Regions from separate parts of the Homo sapiens genome. Here region 2 is linked to region 1. The links are chromatin loops, found by intact Hi-C in ENCODE. Cell type or tissue: prostate gland. All regions are shown on one strand. Links, peaks and the distances in the headings refer to the core of each region. The heading gives the core; the rest is flanking DNA.

Region 1 (10,209 bases), core at 1,549-9,548:
AAGAGAATGTCCTTGTTTTTAGAAATACAGAAGTATGTAGAAATAAGGAAGTATCACAGCTGCAACTTATACTGAACAGTTCAGCAAAAACAATGTAGAAGTATATATAGAGAGAAAGGGATAAATTTTAAAGACTAAAATTTGGAGCTTGATGAAGAGAATACAGCAATTCTTTGAACTATTCCTGCAACTTTTCTGAAAGTCTGAAATTATGTCAAAATTTAAAAATTAAAATTAAAAGTGTTGGAGTTTTTAAACATGGCTATGAATTCCATAGTAATCCCATTGGAGAGGTAGTCTACATCCCCAACCCTTGAATGCAGATGGGCTTGTGTCTTCTTCCACCTTCGATTGTGGTGAAAGATACTCCATAGAACTTCAAGGCAAGGTCATCAAAGACCATAAGGCTGCCACCTTGTTCCCTAGAGAGCTTGCTGTTGGATCCCTGAGCCACCTTGAGACTACCATACTGGAGAGACCACATGGAGGCTTCCTGCAGTCAAGAGTCCCACCTGATCCTGATGGCCCCCAGCAGCCTCAGGCCTGGCAAGGGAAAGTTGAGTGAAACCACCTTGGAAGTGGATCCTCAGTCCCAGCTGTTCCCACCTCTAGCTTGTCTCATCACTGCCCCCACCCCGCCCCAGCTGTTTGAATCATTCCCGCTGAGGTCCTGGCTGACACTGCAGAACAGAAAACAATGACCCCTCTGTTCCCTTCCAAAGTCTTGGTCCACAAAATCTGTGAGTGTAATAAAATTGTTGCTGCTCTGTGCCACTTGCTTTGGGATGGTTTGTTACATGGTAATAGGTAACTGGAACAAGCACCCCATCTGACTAGGCACTGGGCACTGTGCAGAGTCTCTGGCACTCTTTTCCACAGCCCTGTGGAAACACCATTATTATCCCCATCTTACAGATGAAGAAACTGAGGGCCAAAGTTTTGTAACAACTTGCCCAGGGCCACAGAGCTAGGCAAGTTACAAACCTAAGATTTTTTTCATCGAAGCAAATACTGACACCAGGGCATCCTGCTATATTTCATCTCCCCAAAAGCATTCATTCTCAGCTCAGATAAACCTTATTAGGTCTGGAGACACCATAGTGAGCAATGCAGATGTGGTTTCTGTCTTCATGGTACTTACAGTCTGGTGGGACTGACAGAAACCAAACAAACAGCACCAGCATCATCCAGACATTGGACCTAAGGCCGCTGCAGTCCCTTTTAGAGCAGAATTCCTGGGTTCTGGCAGCCTCTCTTCTTACTCTCCCAGTTAAGGGTCCAGACACACCACAGACCCCTCAGGCGTGGCTGGGCTCTGCCCCAGTGGGTATGGGTCAGATGAACTCATGAGGCTGTTTCTCCAAGAGTCCCCCAAAGAGGGAAAAGGGAGTGTATGAAACGTGGCTATTGTCACCTATAATTCAATCAATAGAAAAAGACAGGTTTCAAATAAATCCTAATGCCTCCCACTACCAAAAACATTTTTTAAAAAGATCTGGTAGGGCCTGAGAATTTGTTTGTCTCTGCTGGTCATGTGTTCTGAGCTCTTACGGCCAGGAGAGGGGCCCTAGCACCCCACCATTCACTTCCCTTTCTGACTTTGGAAGAGTAGCCTCGACCCAGAGATCTAAGAATCCAGCCCCGGTGTGGATGCCAGGACCCCTGCACATCCCCTCCCTACCCTCAGTGCCCCCTCCCCAACTCTCCTAATGGGGCATCTGTGGGAGGTTCGCATTCCAGGCTGCAGCTGCTGCCGCCTGGCAGAGCCCAGGCATCATTTCCATTCCACAGCTTTGGCCTGACATCTGGTGGAGGGACGGGAAGCGGTGCATTTAGTCAAATGACAAGGAGAGTGGCTGCAGCCCTGGGCAGGCAGGGTCTTCCTCCTACGGAAAGTGAGGGTAGCTTCCAGAGTCTCCTGGAAGCTTCCAGGAGTCAGGGGCTTTACCTTCAACCAGTAAGGGCCACCATGTCCTTCCCCTACAGGAGTCCACCAAAGCCTCAGAATGTGGCCATTTGGCAGCTAAGACCTTCCTCAAAGGGGGAAAGGGATCCCCAAGAAAGGTTCCGCAACTCCTCCCAGTCAGGCAGCTGGGAATGGAGGCAGCTGAGGCAATCCTGGGTATCTGACTTCAAAATCGTGGTCTTAAGGACTCTGTCACCTTGGCCCTCAGTGAGTCAACTGAGGTGTGTGGGGGAAGGAGTCTTCATGGGGACACTCAGGGCCGTGGCCATTCAACACCCTCGGATCACAGACATCTGCAGAGCGTGGGACCCAACCTGCCTGATGACAGATATCAAGGGCCCAAGTTCAATACGCACATTCAGGGCCCCGATTGCAGCCTCCGCATTTTAACCCATCCCAGGTGGTCACTGCCTTCAGGTGAACGTGGCTCTGCTGTTTCCTGCCCAGATGCGGTGGCCTAGCCTCATGAAAGGGGTGGAAGGTGGGTGAGGTTACCGATCCCTACTCACTAGGGGCCACTCTCCTCACACTAAAGAGCATACTCCAAGAAGGGGGCGGGGGTGCCCCCCCAGAGCCAGGGCCTGAGATGCAGCTGGAGGCATCCTCCCATCCTGGACATTCTGCAGGTGCCACGCGGTACCTTAAACCTTCTGTGGGTGGCTTCTCTGATCCAACATGGCCAAACCAGAACCCTTGATTTTCACACTGGACCTGCTATTCCTCCAGCTTTTCCATCTAAGTCACTACACCACCATCAACCAGCTACCCAGACCAAAACCACAGGGGACATCATGTTTGTGTTCCCTTTCCCTCCCCATGCCCCACATCCAATCCATTGACTAGTCCTGGCAGCGCTCCCACAAAACACATCCCAAGTTTGCCCCCTCAGTGTGGCACCTACCCCAGTCCCAGCCTTCACCTTTGTCCAATGGGACCTGGCAGAAGCCCCCTAACTCTTCCCCTCCCCTCCCACTTTCTCTCTTGCCCCCATGTCAATTGTCCAAGTGATCTTTTTTATTTTATTTTTATTTTATTTTCGAGACAGGGTCTCACCCTGCTGCTCAGGCTGGAGTGCAGTGGTGTGACCACTGCCCACTGCAGCCTCAACCTCCCAGGCTAAAGCAATCCTCCCCCCTCAGCCACCCAAGTTCCTGGGACCACAGGTGCACCACCATACCTGGCAATTTTTTTTTTGTAGAGATTGGATCTCACCATGTTGTCCAGGCAGGTCTTACACTCTTGGGCTCAAATAATCCTCCTGCCTTGGCCTCCAAAAGTGCTGGGATTATAGGTATAAACCACTATGCCTGGCCCCAGTAGATCCTTTTTTTTTTTTTTTTGAGACAGAGTCTCACTCTGTCACTCAGGCTGGAGTGCAATGGTGTGATCTCAGATCACTGCAACCTCCACCTCCCAGGTTCAGTTCACTGCTCTATCCCCAGGGCTTAGCGTCTGGCACTGGCTCCCAAATATGGAGTTGTTTACATAATTAATGATTCCTCTACTATGACCCAGGCTGTTCCCTGTTGTATTTTGTACAAATGAAACAGCTGACAAAGTGAGACACTGAGAGACTCTAACGCCCAAATGGGAGTGGCACAAGGCGATCGTGGGTGAGAGCAGGCATGTTTCCACACACTCCAGGGAGAAGGCTAGGGCCTGGGGTCCCCTTAATCTGGTCAGGTCTCCGCCAGCTGAAGGAGACCAAGATGCTGGCAGAGATGATGAGGTCACAACCAAGTCTGGGCCCTCAGCATGCCTGAGTCCTGCCCTGTGGTGGGGTGGCTGGTAGAGAAGCTGCAAAGCCACCCCACAGCTCGGGTGTTTGTGGGCTTTGCAGGGCTCCAGGGAACCTGGCTCTGCTGGCCAGTCTGCTCTCCTGGCTCGTGTGTGTAAGATGATGTGGTGAAAACGACTTCAGTTCCATGAACACAGGCTCAGGGTGGAGGGTCCTATTTGAAGCTGTGCCTTCTGAGTCTAGAGTGTGCAGTCAGGCACTGTATAGACAATGAGTTCTTCATTGATGGGACAAGCGCTGGAGTCAAAAACCTGAGCTGGACATCAGTTAAGGGGTAAAAACCGATTTTACTCAGGACTATTGCAATAGGGAGAATAGAGAACCGGGCTCAACTCCCACTTGCAAGGGCAGGTGGAGTGTTGGAGCAAAGGAGCAGCGTGGGGGTCAGCGGGTGGAAATGGCTAAGAGGAAACATTAGGGGCCAAGGGGATTCTTGCTGAAGACAGGCCAGGAAGATCAGACCTCCCCAGGGCAGTGGTAAAAGATGAGGAACCCGACCAGATATCGAGAGTGATCAGAAATGGAGAATGACAGCTGGGAGTGGAGGGGTCTAGCTAACCTGACTTAGCAGGACTCTTGCTAAAGCTGGATTTTACAAGAAGTGCACAGAGGTGGGCCTAAGAGAAGGTGCAGGAGGCTGACTGAAGTTTGGCCAAGCAAAGAATCTTTGTCATTGGCTAGGGGAAGTATTGGTCCTAAAATCCTGGATAGGAAGACAAACTGTAGGCCAGCAGTGACAGAGGAAATACCTATGTCAAGAAAGTTGGAAATGTGTCAGAGATTAATTTTAGCCCTGGGAATATGTCCGTCGGAAGAAACAGAATGGAAAATGGGGAATCTAGGAGAAACCACCGACATTCCTTCGTCAAGCATTTATGGCGTGCCTGCTCTGAGCTGGCCTGCAGGGTCTGTGGGAAGAGACAGTGCCTCCCTCTCCAGGGCCCCCATGGGACACTTCTCATATTCTGAAACAGTGCTTGCCAGGTCACATTGTATTATCTGGGCTTTCCACTCCTACAAGGACTGGAGCTGGTTCTCACCACAGGTGGAAGCTGAGCTTGCATCTGCGGCCTAGCAGGTTCTCCACATGGTGGGTAATGTGTGACTTCTGTGTCCCCGGCATGGAGTCCCGCTAGGCCCAGTGCTAGTCTACTATCTAATTCATGAGTTATTCTGGTTACGTTCTTGCCACAGTTGAGGAGACTAAATGGTTCTCCATAGGACAGGCCGTGCAACGGCATCTAATGAGTCCTCTCTCTCTCCCTCCCTCCCTTTGTTCCTTCCTTCCCACAGCTGAAGCATTTTCCCGGGAAAAAGTCCAGGCCGGGCACGGTGGCTCACACCTGTAATCCTAGCATTTTGGGAGGCCGAGGCAGGTGGATCACCCGAGGTCAGGAGTTCAAGACCAGCCTGGCCAACATGGTAAAAACCCATCTCTACTAAAAATACAAAAATTAGCCTGGCATGGTGGTGGGTGCCTATAATCCCAGCTACTAGGGAGGCTGAGGCAGAAGAATTGCTTGAACCTGGGAGGTGGAGGTTGCAGTGAGCCGAGATCGTGCCACTTCACTCCAGCCTGGGTGAAAGAGCAAAACTCCGTCTCAGAGAAAAAAAAAAAAAAAAAAAAGTGAAAAGTTAAAAGTCCATCCTAGAAAAATTCCACTCTTTGCCACAAGGTGGTGATCAAGGCTCACATAGTTTGGGGCCTACACTTTGCGAGCTGAAAGTGATCGTCTCACTCCACGAGGATTTGGGGGTTTGTTTCGGTTTTCCTTTTTAATATCTGGAGGGGAAGCAAGTGTTCCTAGGCAGCTCCCCACTACCCACCACAATCTAATTGTCCTTCAAACCAGACTCTGGTCTGTGTAAACAGGCCGTAAGATGGACTTCTGGAGTTGTCTGGGCACCCGGCTATGAACTTTTCAGATGGCTGTGAAATGTGGTGATTTGAGTTGCTGCTTCTCTGTTCTCAGTCAACACATGGGCCAGACTAGATACTGCTGCCTTACTGGCCTTGAACACATGGCTCTGATCCGAGGCCATTGCCTGACTTTCTTGGAATTATTGAGATCAAGAAATTGTAAGAGGCTGAGGCAGGAGAATCACTTGAACCCAGGAGGCGGAGGTTGCAGTGAGCTGAGATCGCGCAACTGCACTCCAGCCTGGGTGACAGAGTGAGACTCCATCTCAAAAAAAAAAAAAGAAAAAGAAAAAGAAATTCCTCCACAGCGGGACTTGCTGATTATAAAGCTGTATGCCTGAGCTGCCCATGGGTGAGGATAGCACAGAGGAAAGGAAAACAGCACTGAAGACGGGGAGACGAAAGCCTGGGGACCTCATTTGAGCCCCTGGACCCTGAAGCCAGCCCAGCTTCTTAGTTGCATCAGCCAGCATCAGTCAATAATTCTCTTTCAGCTTAAAGCCAGTTTGAGATGCGTTTCTCTCCCTGCACTAAAAAATCTCCTGCTAATACATGTGAAAAGAGGTCCTTGTGAAGTGGTTTTTATAAACCAAAGGTAGAGGTAGTGGCTTGGCCTTTGGAGACAGCTGCTTGCTTTTGAAGGAGGGAGTCCAGGCGCCAGCTTGAGGAAGCCCAGAGACCGCCTCAGAGCTGTCCAGCATCTGGAATCCAGACATCGTGCCAGGCACCGGGAGTCTCTGGGCCTTAGGAGGCTAGAGGAGTAAGGCAGCCTCCAAGTTCTAGCTCTGTGGTAATAAGGCTGACCAGGGTAACTAATCTTCCATGAGTAATGTGTGCTAGCCCCTATTTTAAGTGCTTATATGTGTTACCTCATGTAACCCTCATGACATTCCTACGCAGCAGGTGCATTTGTCCTCCTCCTCAACAGGTGGGGAAACCAGATTTGAAAGAAGCTAAGACACTCGGCCAAGGTCACTTGCTGGTAAGAAGGAGGCTGGATTTGAATCCAGGAGGCTGAGAGGAAGAGTCCACATAAGGCTTCTCAGAGCCGGCACCCAGCGTCCAAGCTGATGAAACATAACTGCCCAGGCTGAGTCATCTGATCCACCAGTTCAGGCCTTCTACCCCAGCTGGTCCTAACCATGGGTGGAAGCTGAGCTTGCATCTGCAGCCCTTTGTCAAGAGAGGCCTAATGGAAAACCTGACCGTCTACCCCAAATAGCAGTAATGAACCAGTGCCTCCCCCTTCCCCATCAGGGTGAGGTCACAGCTTCTACCCACAAGTTCTCCAGCTGGTTCTCCATGGGGACAGAAGTCACTGGCATGAGTAGTTGAACTTTGGAGTTGGAACGTGTGTCCAAATCCTGGATGTGCCACTTACCAGCCAGCTGGGCACTCAACCTCTCCACGCTTTGGTTTCCTTGTCTGTAAGGTTGGGATAATTTTAAAATGCCTGCTTTACAAGGCTGTTGGATTCCAAAAGATCATACCCTGGCTTCAGGCTCTCACTAAAAACTCATTATCATACTTATAATTTTCTATGCAATAGGGAGAAAGTGATAAGAAAATGACCAAAAGAATAATAATTCTGAGAGGCTCTGGCTCATTTCAAAATGAGACACAGGAGTGGAAAGGTAGCAATTCTATAAATCAGTGGTTCTCAGCCTGAGCAGCCCATTAGAATCGCTTAGGAAAGCTTTATAAAAATCATGCCTGACCCCATTTCCAGAGCAATTAAATGAGAATCCTTGGGGCTGGGGACCAGACATTGGTCTTTTTGAAAAGCACACCAGCTGACTAGTGTTCAGCAGGGATACAGAGCCACTTTTGGGGTAAACAAGAGGTTTGTCTGGCAGAACAGAGTGGTGGGCCCCTCAGCAGCTTTCTTCCCAAAATAGAAGGGGGTGGTCTCTCCAGCAGTGAAATCAAAGCTCGGGACCTCACTCTGACAGCTGAAATGTATAAGGGGTTTGGACAGGTCTGTCCTCAGCCTTGGCATTGCAAGTAGCAGCTCTTCCTGGCTTCAGTAGCATGGTGGCAGATGGATAAAATGAATACACTACGAGATTAAATAACGAGGAGATGTTATGCCAACAAAATTAACTTGTCCAGCCTGTTCCTTAGCAACTGCACTATTATTTCAGGTTTCCTTTAGAAACCTCTGGTTGTTCCCGCCACTCCTTTTCATTAAAATGTGAGGCGCAGTTATTTCTTACTTTAATGAAAAGGATAGAAAAGCAAGGAATGAGGCAAAAGAAACTTCTAACCACCCCTCAAATTGCATCAGGCCAGCCCTAGACAAATAGGATCAAATTGGTAACTTGTAAATTGGGGTGCTTATTTCGTTTTCCTGCAGATGTAGCTTTTCTGGTCCTCCAAGGGCTTCACCATGCAGTCCTGCCTTTTATGAACACATGGTGCATTTGCCAAACCAATCTGAGGCTGCCCAGATAGCCATTGTTTGGGAGTCAGGCCCTGAACGTTGGAATTCAGAACACAGTGTCCTCAGAGGAAAATCACTTTTGTGCAGCAGGAACAGGCGCAGAGTGAGTAATTGGCTGGTTTTAGGAGGGGTGGGGAGGCTTCTTGTTTCTAAACTCTGCCCAGTTGAATTGCCAAAGACCCACCCTCTTCTCAGATGCATCTTTCCTGGGTGATCAGCAGAGGCCAGGGTCTCACAGGGTTTGCCCACTTGACTGACTCAGTGTCCATGGTCCTGGGCAGCAGGAATCCCGTGTTTGGCTCAGAAACTTGGCTTCCTGTCATCCCCTAATCAGATCCAGCTGTGCTCTTGGCTATCCTTGCCTGATCATCTTATTTATTGATCATTGTGGGCTTTTGGTCTCAAATGATTTTTTTTTTAAGTCTGCCAGAAATCTCTGCCTATAAGGTTTGCTGTTGTTGCTCTGGGCTCGAGGTTAACAATATATCCAATTTTATCCTTAAAAGCAGGGGCTGTGAGCCAGGGTTAAGAATTCAGTGGGTCTGTGAACTGGGATCAGAAAACAATTGACTTTTATTTTTCACTCATCTATAACTAAAATCTGTCATTTCCTTCCATTATAAATGTGGACAAAAAAGCAGAGTTGTATGAGAGAAACCAGTGACTCTGTCACCAGTGGGAATCACAGATCATTTGACATTATCCTGCAACTGTGGCAAATTCTCAGAATACCATTTATGCAAATCATTATTTCAATATTACAGTGACCATTCAACCTGCCACTAGATAGCGTATTTACTATAGTAATCAAGAAACACATATATTAAAATATTAAAAAGTCCACACTTGGGATATATATGTTTTAGTATAATTGATTTCCTTTGTAAACCTGTGCATAGTATTTTATGCATTTAAAGACATTATCTTGGAACTCCTGCTTCCAGGAAGAAAATAGATTTGCTTTTCCCTATTGCTTCTGCCAAGCATAAATAAAAATCCTGGATATTACACAAAAGAAAAGATAAGAAGACTCTGAAGGGTGGAAATGAGACAGACCAGACAAGGACCGCAGAATCCGGGGTACAACACAGTGGAGAGTTCCCTGGGTTGTCTTTTTGCCTCGTATATCCCAGACTTGGAGCTGAAAAGCCTGGCAGCACAAAAATACCATCAGGCATGAGCCCAAAAGCCACCCCAAAAGGCCTGCTGTCTCTAGTCAAGCCTAGAAAAAAAGCTTAGCAAGATAGATAACTCGGACGATGACTGCTCCACTCCAGCCACAGACCACAGGAACGAACACTGTGGCCAACACCCACGTGAGCAAAGCCAGGCGGAAGGCCCAGACTTCTACATTTCCAAGGCACCCCAACACTCCCACCGGGGTGGGATCCGAAGAGGCCAAGCAGGGAGCCAGGACTTCCATTCCAGCCAGACCTTAATGACTCCCATCTCCTTCTCCACATCCCCAACCTGCCAGTATCCATGGAGCTGGGACATCCACCCCACCCAGCAGTAATAAGGGATCCCTCCCCCTCCCTACTGGGGTGGTATCAGACGGGGCCTTTAGTAGGGTCAAGACTTTCACTATTGTACAGCAGTAATGAGAAATAAGTTCCCTCTAGAGTGTCAACAGAGGCCAAATGGAAAACCTGAACGTCTACCTCCCCTAGCAGTAATGAGGCAGTGCCTCCCCCTTCCCCATCAGGGTGAGGTCACAGCTTCCACCCACAAGTGGACCTCTACCACCCTCATTGCCGGGAAGGTGCTTTGCACTCAGAGCCTGGCTGGCCTCTACAAAGGCCTGGTGCTACTCTCCTTAGAGATATTCCCTTCTCCAGCATCTACTTCCCACCATTTGCCAACTTTAACCACCCAGGGTTCAATGAGCTTACTGGAAAGGCATCCTCTACTCATTCTTTCAGGTCAGGCTGTGCAGCAGGTTCCATAGTTTGCAGTCACGGTGACACTTCTGGACATTCTGAAAACTTGAGTCCAAACCCTCAAAGAAGGCCTGGGATGAGGACATTTGTGGCAGGGTCACCACTGTGCCAGCAAACTCTGGAGTCCTGGCCCAAATATTT
Region 2 (10,209 bases), core at 1,147-9,146, 230 kb after region 1:
AAAAATTCTTCTGCCTTGGGATGCTGTTGATCTATGACCTTACCCCCAACCCGGTGCTCTCTGAAACATGTGCTGTGTCCACTCAGGGTTAAATGGATTAAGGGTGGTGCAAGATGTGCTTTGTTAAACAGATGCTTGAAGGCAGCATGCTCGTTAAGAGTCATCACCACTCCCTAATCTCAAGTACCCAGGGACACAAACACACAGGGTCCTCTGCCTAGGAAAACCAGAGACCTTTGTTCACTTGTTTATCTGCTGACCTTCCCTCCACTATTGTCCTATGACCCTGCCAAATCCCCCTCTGTGAGAAACACCCAAGAATGATCAATAAAAATAAAAAAAAAATTAAAAAAAAAAAAAAAGAATGTTCACTCCAGAACTCCCATTCACAATTGCTACAAAGAGAATGAAATATCTAGGAATACAATTTACAGGGGATGTGAAGGACCTCTTCAAGGAGAACTACAAACCACTGCTCAAGGAAATAAGAGAGGAAACAAACAAATGGAAAAACATTCCATGCTCATGGATAGGAAGAATCAATGTCATGAAAATGGCCATACTGCCCAAAGTAATTTATAGATTCAATGCTATCCCCATCAAGCTACCACTGACTTTCTTCACAGAATTAGAAAAAAAGTACTTTAAATTTCATATAGAACCAAAAAAGAGCCCATATAGCCAAGACAATCCTAAGGAAAAAGAACAAAGGTGGAGGCATCACGCTACCTGACTTCAAACTATACTACAAAGCTACAGTAACCAAAACAGCATGGTACTGGTACCAAAACAGATATATAGACCAATGGAACAGAAGAGAGGCCTCAGAAATAACACCACACATCTACAACCATCTGATCTTTGACAAACCTGACAAAAACAAGCAATGGGGAAAGGATTCCCTATTTAATAAATAGTGTTGGGAAAACTGGCTAGCCATATGCAGAAAACTGAAACTGGACCCCTTCCTTACACCTTATACAAAAATAAATTCAAGATGGATTAAAGACTTAAATGTTAGACCTAACACCATAAAAACCCTAGAAGAAAACTTAGGCAATTACATTCAGGACATAGGCATTGACAAAATCTTCATGACTAACACACCAAAAGCAATGGCAACAAAAGCCAAAATTTACAAATGGGATCCAATTAAACTAAACAGCTTCTGCACAGCAAAAGAAAGTATCATCAGAGTGAACAGGCAAACTACAGAATGGGAGAAAATTTTTGCAATCTACCCATCTGACAAAGGGTTAATATCCAGAATCTATGAAGAACTTAAACAAATTTACAAGAAAAAAAACAAACAACCCCATCAAAAAGTGGGCAAAGGATATAACACACTTCTCAAAAGAAGACATTTATGCGGCCAGCTAACATATGAAAAAAAGCTCATCATCACTGGTCGTTAGAGAAATGCAAATCAAAACCACAATGAGATACCATCTCACGCCCATTAGAATGGCAATCATTAAAAAGTCAGGAAACATCAGATGCTGGAGAGGATATGGAGAAATAGGAATGCTGTTACACTGTTGGTGGGAGTATAAATTAGTTCAACCATTGTGAAAGGCAGTGTGGCAATTCCTCAAGGATCTAGAACCAGAAATGCCATTTGACCCAGCAATCCCATTACTGGGTATGTACCCAAAGGATTATAAGTCATTCTACTATAAAGACATATGTACATGTATGTTTACTGCAGCACTGTTCACAATAGCAAAGACTTGGAACCAACCCAAATGCCCATCAATGATAGACTGGATAAGGAAAATGTGGCACATATACACCATGGAATACTATTCAGCCATAAAAAGGATGAGGTCGTGTCCTTTGCAGGGACATGGATGAAGCTGAAAACCATCACTCCCAGCAAATTAACACATGAACAGAAAACCAAACACTGCATGTTCTCACTCATAAGTGGGAGTTGAACACTGAGAACACATGGACACAGGGAGGGGAACATCACACACTGGGGCCTGTTGGGGAGTGGGGAGCTAGGAGAGGGATAGCTTTAGGAGGAATACTTAATGTAGATGACGGGTTGATGGGTGCAGCAAACCACCATGGCACGTGTATGCCTATCTAACAAACCTACATGTTCTGCACATGTATCCCAGAACTTAAAGTATAATAATAATTAAAAAAAAAAAAAAAGAATGTTCACTCCAATAGATGGCTCTGAGATTTGACTTTGAGGGTTTTACCAGGGCTCTACTATGTTAGGAAATTACTTCTGGCCTCTCTATATGACTCTTTGATCCTTTCCCCAGTGAAATGGGGATCCCCTGAGGACAACTTCAGAACCTGGCAAGTGCAAGAAGAATTTCAACTATACAATTCCTTGGTAACATCCATCCTTCCAAAGAGAGACTTCTAGGCTCTATTGACTTGGAGTTGCTTTAAGTAGCAAGGGTGAAGTTGACCTTTTTTACATATTGGCAGCAAAATTACAAAAATCAAAGTCAATCCGCAAGAATGATCTTTCTCCAGAACAATGAGCATACTTCACTGGTGTGATATATTTCAGTTCAATAGACAGTATCTTCAGAAAACACATTAAAATGTCATTAGATTTCATCTAAACTTGCTGGTAATTTCGGTAACCTGACTATCTCTCCCTCCTCCCACCCTGTGCTCAACAGAAACAAGCTCATACCAAATTAACATTCATTTTGTTAAAACTAAATCTCAGACCACCTTCTGGACTTGCCCAGCTTTCTCCTTCCTCTGGGCCACTCGCTGGTTCTTTTCTCCTCTGGAATGACTCTCTCCCACTTACAACCTGGCAAACTCATCATCTGACAATACAAAGTTCACAGGTCAATTCCTCCTCAAAACCTTGCCTTGGACCCCTGAGGCAACACCACATAGAGGGGAGGTTGAAGTCAGGCTGACCTGAGGGTGGATCGAGCTCTGTACCCAATTAGCTGGGTGACCTTTGCCAAGGAAGCCAGTTTCTCTGAGCCAAGTGTCAGCTTTCTCGCCTGTAAAATATGAATCATGATTACCCCTGCCTTGGGCTTGTGCTGAGGATGAGATGAGCTCATGTAAGAATCCCTGGCACAGAGTTAAGGACTCAATGTGTTTTGGCTGTTGCTACAGGATACCTTCCCAAAGAATCATAAAGCTTTATAGCAATAAGGGACTTCAGAGTAGCTCTTCTCGACCTTCCATGTACAAGCCAATCACCTGGGGACACAGATTCTGAAGTCCTGGTGCAATGCCTGAATTTTTTTTTTTTTTTTTTTTTTTTTTTTTTGCGTTTCTTGCAAGTTTCAGAGTGCTGCAGATTCCCCTTGTCCCAGGAGCACACTTTGAAATGGCAAGACTTTAGGAGACATTGACTTCCTGCTCATTTTACAGAAAATAAGCATGAAGCCCGAGAAGAGCTGCTCCTAGCCCAAAAGGATCCAGAAAGCTGCTGAGAAAGGCAACACAGAACACAATCTGCTGGTGGAGTTTGAGGAGAGATTCACTCTCAAAGCAATTGCTGATCAGAAACAACTTTGTGAGGTTTATCTGTAAATTGTGAATACATTTCCTCCACCCAAGAGCCAGTACTCTGCTTGCTGAACAAGGTAAGCTTTATTCCTGCCTCTGAGATGGGAGGAAGATTGGGTGAGACGGACAATTTCAAGAACAAAGACATTAAGCTAAAATGAGTGGTATTCTATCTGGGGAGAAGCGGAAACACATTACCCAAGGGCCTGTGGCATAAAACATAGCTTAGAAGGAGCAGCTGTGGGTTGGTTGGTTTGTTTTAGACAGAGTTTTGTTCTTGTCGCCCAGGCTGAAGTGCAATGGCGTGATCTCGGCTCACTACAATCTCCACCTCCCGGATTCAAGCGATTCTCCTGCCTCAGCCTCCCGAGTAGCTGGGACTACAGGCATGCGCCACCAAGCCCGACTAATTTTTTTATTTTTAGTAGAGACAAGATTTCACCGTGTTGGCCAGGCTGGCCTTGAACTTCTGACCTAAGGTGATCCACCTGATGTCTCTCTCGCCCAGAGTGCTAGGATTACGGATGTGAGCCACCACACCTGGCCACAGCCGTGGGTTTTTACTCTTCTCAGAATATCCTAAAAAAATCAAAGTTTTCAGGAAATTGGGGGAGAGTGCAGGAACAGTCATCGCTTTTCCAACGTAAGATAATTTCCAGATTTGCAACATTCGGGAAATGAGCACAACTCACTCCTCTTTGAGGCAGCACCCAGCTGATGCAGCTCCATTGTGTGGCCAACTGAAAGGGTCCTGCAGTTTTCCTAAGTGTATCCCAGAGTTATTTCTTCATGAAGAGGACCTAAGCCATTCCATTCCATGGTCCGTGGTGCTGCCCAAAAGCCCATCACATGTACGGCCACTGTGGGTGCTTCCTTTTTCCGACATCTGACCCTTTATCCCATTTGGCTTACTCCAAAAGCTCAGCCCATGCTCCCAGGCATGGATAGGAAGGAACCCACTAAAAAAAAAAATGCACTATTCATTGAAAGTGCTAGAACCCGCCAGTCTCCAAATGCAGTCCTTTTGAAAAGGCATGACTCAGTCCTGAGTAACATCTGATACTTAACAAACGTCCATGAGCCATAACACCTCCTGGTGTCTGAGTGGTTTTCCCATCAACCTCTAAAATAAAAGCAAATCAGTTAGCCAGGTGCTGCATATGCTCAGAAGGCTATAGAAGCTCAGAGGTACAAGCACCTGGAGAAAATATATCAACCCTTCTGCATTATAACAACAATTATTGCAGAAATTCTTGTCATTGTCTATCAAAGTGAAATCAACGAACCCCCACAAGTTTCTGTACTGTTTGCTAGAAGTAAAGAGACAAATGAGACAAACAGCTCTTGCCCTCAGAGAGTTGACAATCTAGTAGAAGAAGGAAGAAGCCATCCAAATAACTAGGAAACAAGGTAAAGAGCAGCTTCTGCTCTAAAAAGGCAGTAGGATTGCTGAAGGAGGGGAATGTGAACCCTGGTCTTGCCCTTCAGGCAGTTTTTCATAGTTAATGATCCTGCATTCTCAAATTGCATAGGTATGTCTCAAATATGAGACAAGCCTTCTAATTTACAAGTAAGTGAACAGAAAAACTGTACACAGGCAGTCCTCTGCTTTTGTAAATATGAAAATATGTATCAAATTAACTGTATAGAGTGCAATTAGAGACTTACACATTATAAGTGGTTGTTCCATCCCAGGCAGCACTGTAGAGTTGGTAAGGCTGTACACTACACAAGGGCATCTGACCAAGGGTTAGACTGAAATCTAGATGTGTATCCTGATGTAGAGTTGTACTTATCCAGAAAAGAAAGGAATTCCTTTTCCCAATTTGCACAAGACACCATTTAGCTCGTAGTGGCCCTGATTCTGAGAGGTCCAAAATAGTTTTAAATTCCAGTTACATATTTATAGCATTTTCTTATATGTTGTTCTTTTCCTTTGCCATTAAGTCTACAGTGGACCCACTTAAGTCCAGTAAGCATTCAATTGAACTCAAAGATTGGCCACTGATCTCCATTTTGGAAGCAAGTGTATTAAGCATAGAAAACTTATATTGCTTATTTTTGAGATTACTCTTTTTTTCTACTTTCCACTTGTTTTTGTAAAACAACATGGACAAAGCACAGTAAAATGTTCAAATAGTTACGCATGTTCTGTTGAACAAAGAGAGCAACTGCCCACAGTGAATGGTTGGCTGGCAGGCAGCACCACCTGGGGGCAGCTCAAATTATTTTTCTCAGTAGTTAGTGTATGACAGTCCACATCTGTTATGTCCTGTAACAGAGCAATTAGGGGTGTCAGTGTTTAAAATGCTTATCTGGGCCAGGTGTGGTGGCTCACGCCTGTAATCCTAGCACTTTGAGAGGCTGAGGCGGGCAGATCACGAGGTCAGGAGTTTGAGACCAGCCTGCCCAACATGGTGAAGCACCATCTCTACTAAAATACAAAAATTAGCCGGGCGTGGTGGCGGGCATCTGTAATCCCAGCTACCTAGGAGGCTGAGGCAGGAGAATAGCTTGAACCCGGGAGGCAGAGATTGCAGTGAACCGAGATCATGCCATTGCACTCTATCCTGGACAACAGAACAAGACTTTGTCTCGGGAAAAAAAAATGCTTATCTGATTATCCCATTGAGGACAGCCTCTAACGCCATACCAAACATTAAGTGGGTAACCTCCTGCTTGATGCTGAGAATTCCTGGCAACTTCTCCCCAGTGCCTTTTTCCCTAATGCTTTATTCTCGGACTGGTCAGAGAGTCTTTGAACTCCCATAAACTCCTGTGTCATTCTTGTACACTTACCACATCTCTCTGCCTCTTTGGCATAGTCTGGGAGCAGCCAGGAATCACCTCTCGGCTCCACCTCCATAGCAACTGCCCTCTCAGAGGATCCACCTCCTCAGAGGGACTAGGAGCTCCTAGGTCAGGAAATGGCAGTGGCTGATGTAGCCTGATCTCCACCAGAAGTGGACGCTCCTCTTTGTTGCTGCCTGGTGAAGCGGGGGACTTATTTACTTTCACTGAAGATCTCCTTTAATTTTTTCTTTCCTCCTTCACTTTTCCTAATTTGGTTTTTCATTCATAGATGCATGCCTTTTTTTTTTTTTGAGACGGAGTCTCACTCTGTTGCCAGGCTGGAGTGTGGTGGCACGATCTCGGCTCACTGCAACCTCTGCCTCCTGGGTGCAAGAGATTCTCCTGTCTCAGCTTCCTGAGTAGCTGGGACTACAGGCGTGCACCACCACGCCCAGCTAATTTTTGTATTTTTAGTACAGACAGGGTTTCACCATGTTGGCCAGGCTGGTCTCGATCTCTTGACCTTGTGATCTGCCCACTTCAGCCTCCCAAAGTGCTGTGATTACAGGCGTGAGCCACCCCCCCCCCAGCCAGATGCATGCCTTTATTCCACATCTACCAAGTGACTCCTCGCATGAGGCCCTGTGCACTGGGCACTGCGCTGATAGGCAGGGCGTGGCGCTGACACCCTATGGCGGGGAAGGTAGACAGCAAACAAAACAAACAAACAGATGTGAATAAGGACAGAATGATGCTGTGAAGGACTTGGCCGAGTGTCCTTTGGAAGAGTGGGGAGGAGGACAGAGGGAGGAAAGGCCTCTCTGAGACCTGAAGGTAAGAAGGAGCTGGCCGTGTGGAAGGCAGAAAAGAGGGGTCCAGGAAGAGGCAGAGCATGGGTCATGAGCCCTTAGCAAGGCCTGGAAGAAAGTCCAGACATGTCTGGAGCATGGTGGGGGAAGGGAAAAGGGCGTGGTGGGGTGGCTGACAGGGGCCGCTCACGCAGGCACAGCCTGTGTCCTAGGGGCCCCTAATCCTTGTGGGGCCTGCAGGAGCCTCTGACTCTGGACCTGCTTGCCTTACATCACTTGGTCTGGTCTTGCCGCTCTCAGATACACATAGCCCTTCCACCAAAATTGTATACGTTGATTCAAATGAACATCTATTCCTCTTTGCTTTTTTAAAATTTTATTATTTTGTGTAGAGATGGGGATCTCACTATATTGCTCAGACTAGTCTCGAACTCCTGGGCTCAAGCAATCCTCCCACCTCGGCCTCTCAAAGTGCTAGAATTACAGGCCTGAGCCACCATGCTGGGCCTTCTTCATCTTTTCTACATAGAGATTAAGAGGGTACAAAAATTTGAATAAATTCCACCAGATCAACTTGATTGGTTCACCTTTAAAGAACACTTGAACTCAGGCTACTTTTGAACTGATTTACTGATAAGCATCTTGGGTGCCAAACAATAGGCTTGCCTGATGCTTCAACTTTCACTTGGGAGCTTGGCAGCCCGAAGACCTGACCAGAGACAGAACCTGAGGCAGGACAGAGGAAAGGAGAGGGAGCCGAGGAGGACAGCTCCCCAGAGCACAAAGGGCACACCCTGAACAAAGGGCAAAGGTGTCTCAGGTACTGGTGCCTGCTGGGAAACCAGCCGTGCCCTTCTACCCAGCTGGTGGGAAAGTAGCAGGTACAGTCTTTCTAGCAATTCTGCTGACTTTTTTTTTTTTTTTTTTTTTTTTTTGAGACGGAGTCTTGCTCTGTCTCCCAGGCTGCAGTGCAGTGGCACAGTCTTGACTCACTGCAACCTCTGACTCCCAGGTTGAAGCGATTCTCCTGCTTCAGCCTCCTGAGTAGCTGGAACTACAGGTGCCCGCCATCATGCCTAGCTAATTTTTGCATTTTTAGTAGAGTCGGAGTTTTATCATCTTGGCCAGGCTGGTCTCAAACTCCTGACCTCAAGTGATCCTCCCGCCTTGGCCTCCCAAAGTGCTGGGATTACAGGTGTGAGCCACCGCGCCGGGCCTCAGCTGACATTTCTAATGCAGGTTTCCTTTAATTCTGCGGTTCTACCACTAGGTGCCCCCTAATGGATACATGGACAAAAAAACATCGAGCTGTGCACACGTGACGGTCACTCCAAAAGTTGGAGGCCACCCAAATGACTCTCAGTTTGTCAAAGCAGGCCAAATCAATTTCAGCCCATCCATACAACAGAATAGTCTGCAGTGATTAGACATAAGGAGGCAAAGTTCTAGACTCAGAGTAAAAGACCCTGAAGATATATCATTAAATAAATGGGGGAAAGGCCAGATATGGAATAGTGTACGTATACCTTGCTCCCCTATGTAACTGTTTAAAATGATATATATTTATATGTAGATACATGCATACTTTTTTCTGGTGGGATACATAGGAAACTTTGGGGATGAGGATTGGGGTCAGAGAAAAGCAGGGAGATTTTAATCATTTTTCTAGATCTTTCTGTACTGGTCAAGTTTTTATATCATGCGCAGTTATTGCTTTTATTTAAAGAGTAATAGGAAGAAAGGAAGAAAAGACAAGACACCAGCCTCTATATTGGTAGAAACCAATTCAGTCCTCCCTTAAGCCCTGCCTGCCAGTGGCCGATGTCACCATGGAGAAGGTTACTCGGGAGCCTTCCTTACTCTAAACTCACTGCTCACTTGCTGGGGGAGTTGTGGGACTGGGAAGTTTCTCTGCAGGAGAAAGTGTCTTTATGCCAGAATTAGGCACAAAGGGCATTAGGACACTTGGCTGTCTGTGTCTGTGTGACTCAGGACACATAAGCTACAGACTCTTTTCACTGGAAGTTTTCAGCTCAATCTGGCAACCCATCTATTGAACACCTACTATGTGTCAGCACTCTGCCAGGCCTATGGAATGAGCAGACACAAAGGCAATTTAACCCTTGCCCCCAGGAACAAGATAAACAAATGACGCTGGAAACTGCAGATGAGGGAGAAGTGCTATAAGAGATGGGGACAAAGTGGAGGAAGGGAGAGATTCCCTATGGCCAGAGGGACCAGGAAGGCTTCCTGGAGGAGGTGGGAGTTGATATGGAGCAGTCCCACGCCAAGAGAACAGCTTGAGCAAAGATTGGGAAGCAAAAGAGAACTTGTGCAGGGAAGGAGGAGAGGCTGGAACCCAGAATGCTGGGCTGGGGAGGGAGAGGTGGGCAGGGGAGACGAAAGGTTAGCTCTGCCGAAAGCAAGAACCTGAAGGAAGACAGGAGCTGGGCCAGAGAGGGCTGAGTGCCCCGCAAGAGGTTTGCACTTAATTCTGTGAACACTGAAAGGTTTTGATTTGGGAGTAAGAGGGTCAGAGCTGTGTCTGAGGCTCATGTTGATGACTGTCTGGTTTGTAAAAGTCAGTGTCGCCTCGTGAAAACATGGAAGTGCCTACGGAGTAGATGCTGGTATGAAGGGCAGGGAAGAGCACTGTGAGCAAAGTCTTTGAGACCAACCTTGCAGACAGCGGGGACAGCAGGCTGGGCTCTGGGGAATGGGTCCGCTGGGGTCTGTCAGGATCTGCCCAGGTCTGCTGGGGTCGGCCGGGGTTTTAACCTTAAGCATCAGCTCCTAACTTGCCTGGAGGCAGGATGAGGGTTTCCACCTCCCGCGCCTTGAACCTCGGCACTTGCCACTCTAGTTACGGTTCTAGATGACTTGGCTCAGCTGCCCCCAGAATCACAGCCCAGGATCAGCCATCCTGGTCCTCCTGTGACAGGTAACGTGGAAAAGGCAGTCTATGGCCTAAGGGAGAGAGGCCACCAGGCTCACAAATGAGCTTCAATGTCACTCATCTTTTAAAAGTAGATTTCCGGCCAGGCACGGTGGCTCACGCCTGTAATCCCAGCACTTTGGGAGGCCAAGGCAGGCAGAT

The links. A loop is a pair of places that touch in the nucleus more often than their neighbours do. Peaks named below come from ENCODE experiments on the same cell type or tissue, not always from the same donor. Only the 100,000 strongest peaks of a DNase experiment are listed, where the experiment ranks them.
Region 2: a loop joins it to region 1, with 2.7 times the contacts of the local background. A loop is called at or near these places in 67 of 110 quality-filtered maps.

What each region holds. Positions count from the first base shown.
Region 1 is chr10:118,563,034-118,573,242 of GRCh38, forward strand. It overlaps the pseudogene SLC25A18P1. Among named protein-coding and RNA genes, the nearest start is that of PRLHR, 28 kb to the right of the region's middle. In prostate gland, for the core only: a CTCF peak has its summit at 5,438 (motif pointing right); DNase peaks (open chromatin) are centred at 5,468 and 8,229; H3K27ac peaks cover 1,325 bases.
Region 2 is chr10:118,795,404-118,805,612 of GRCh38, forward strand. The region is part of intron 3 of LINC03036 (long intergenic non-protein coding RNA 3036); the gene reads right to left. Among named protein-coding and RNA genes, the nearest start is that of CACUL1, 46 kb to the left of the region's middle. RefSeq lists an enhancer at 1-421. In prostate gland, for the core only: a CTCF peak has its summit at 5,715; a DNase peak (open chromatin) is centred at 5,718.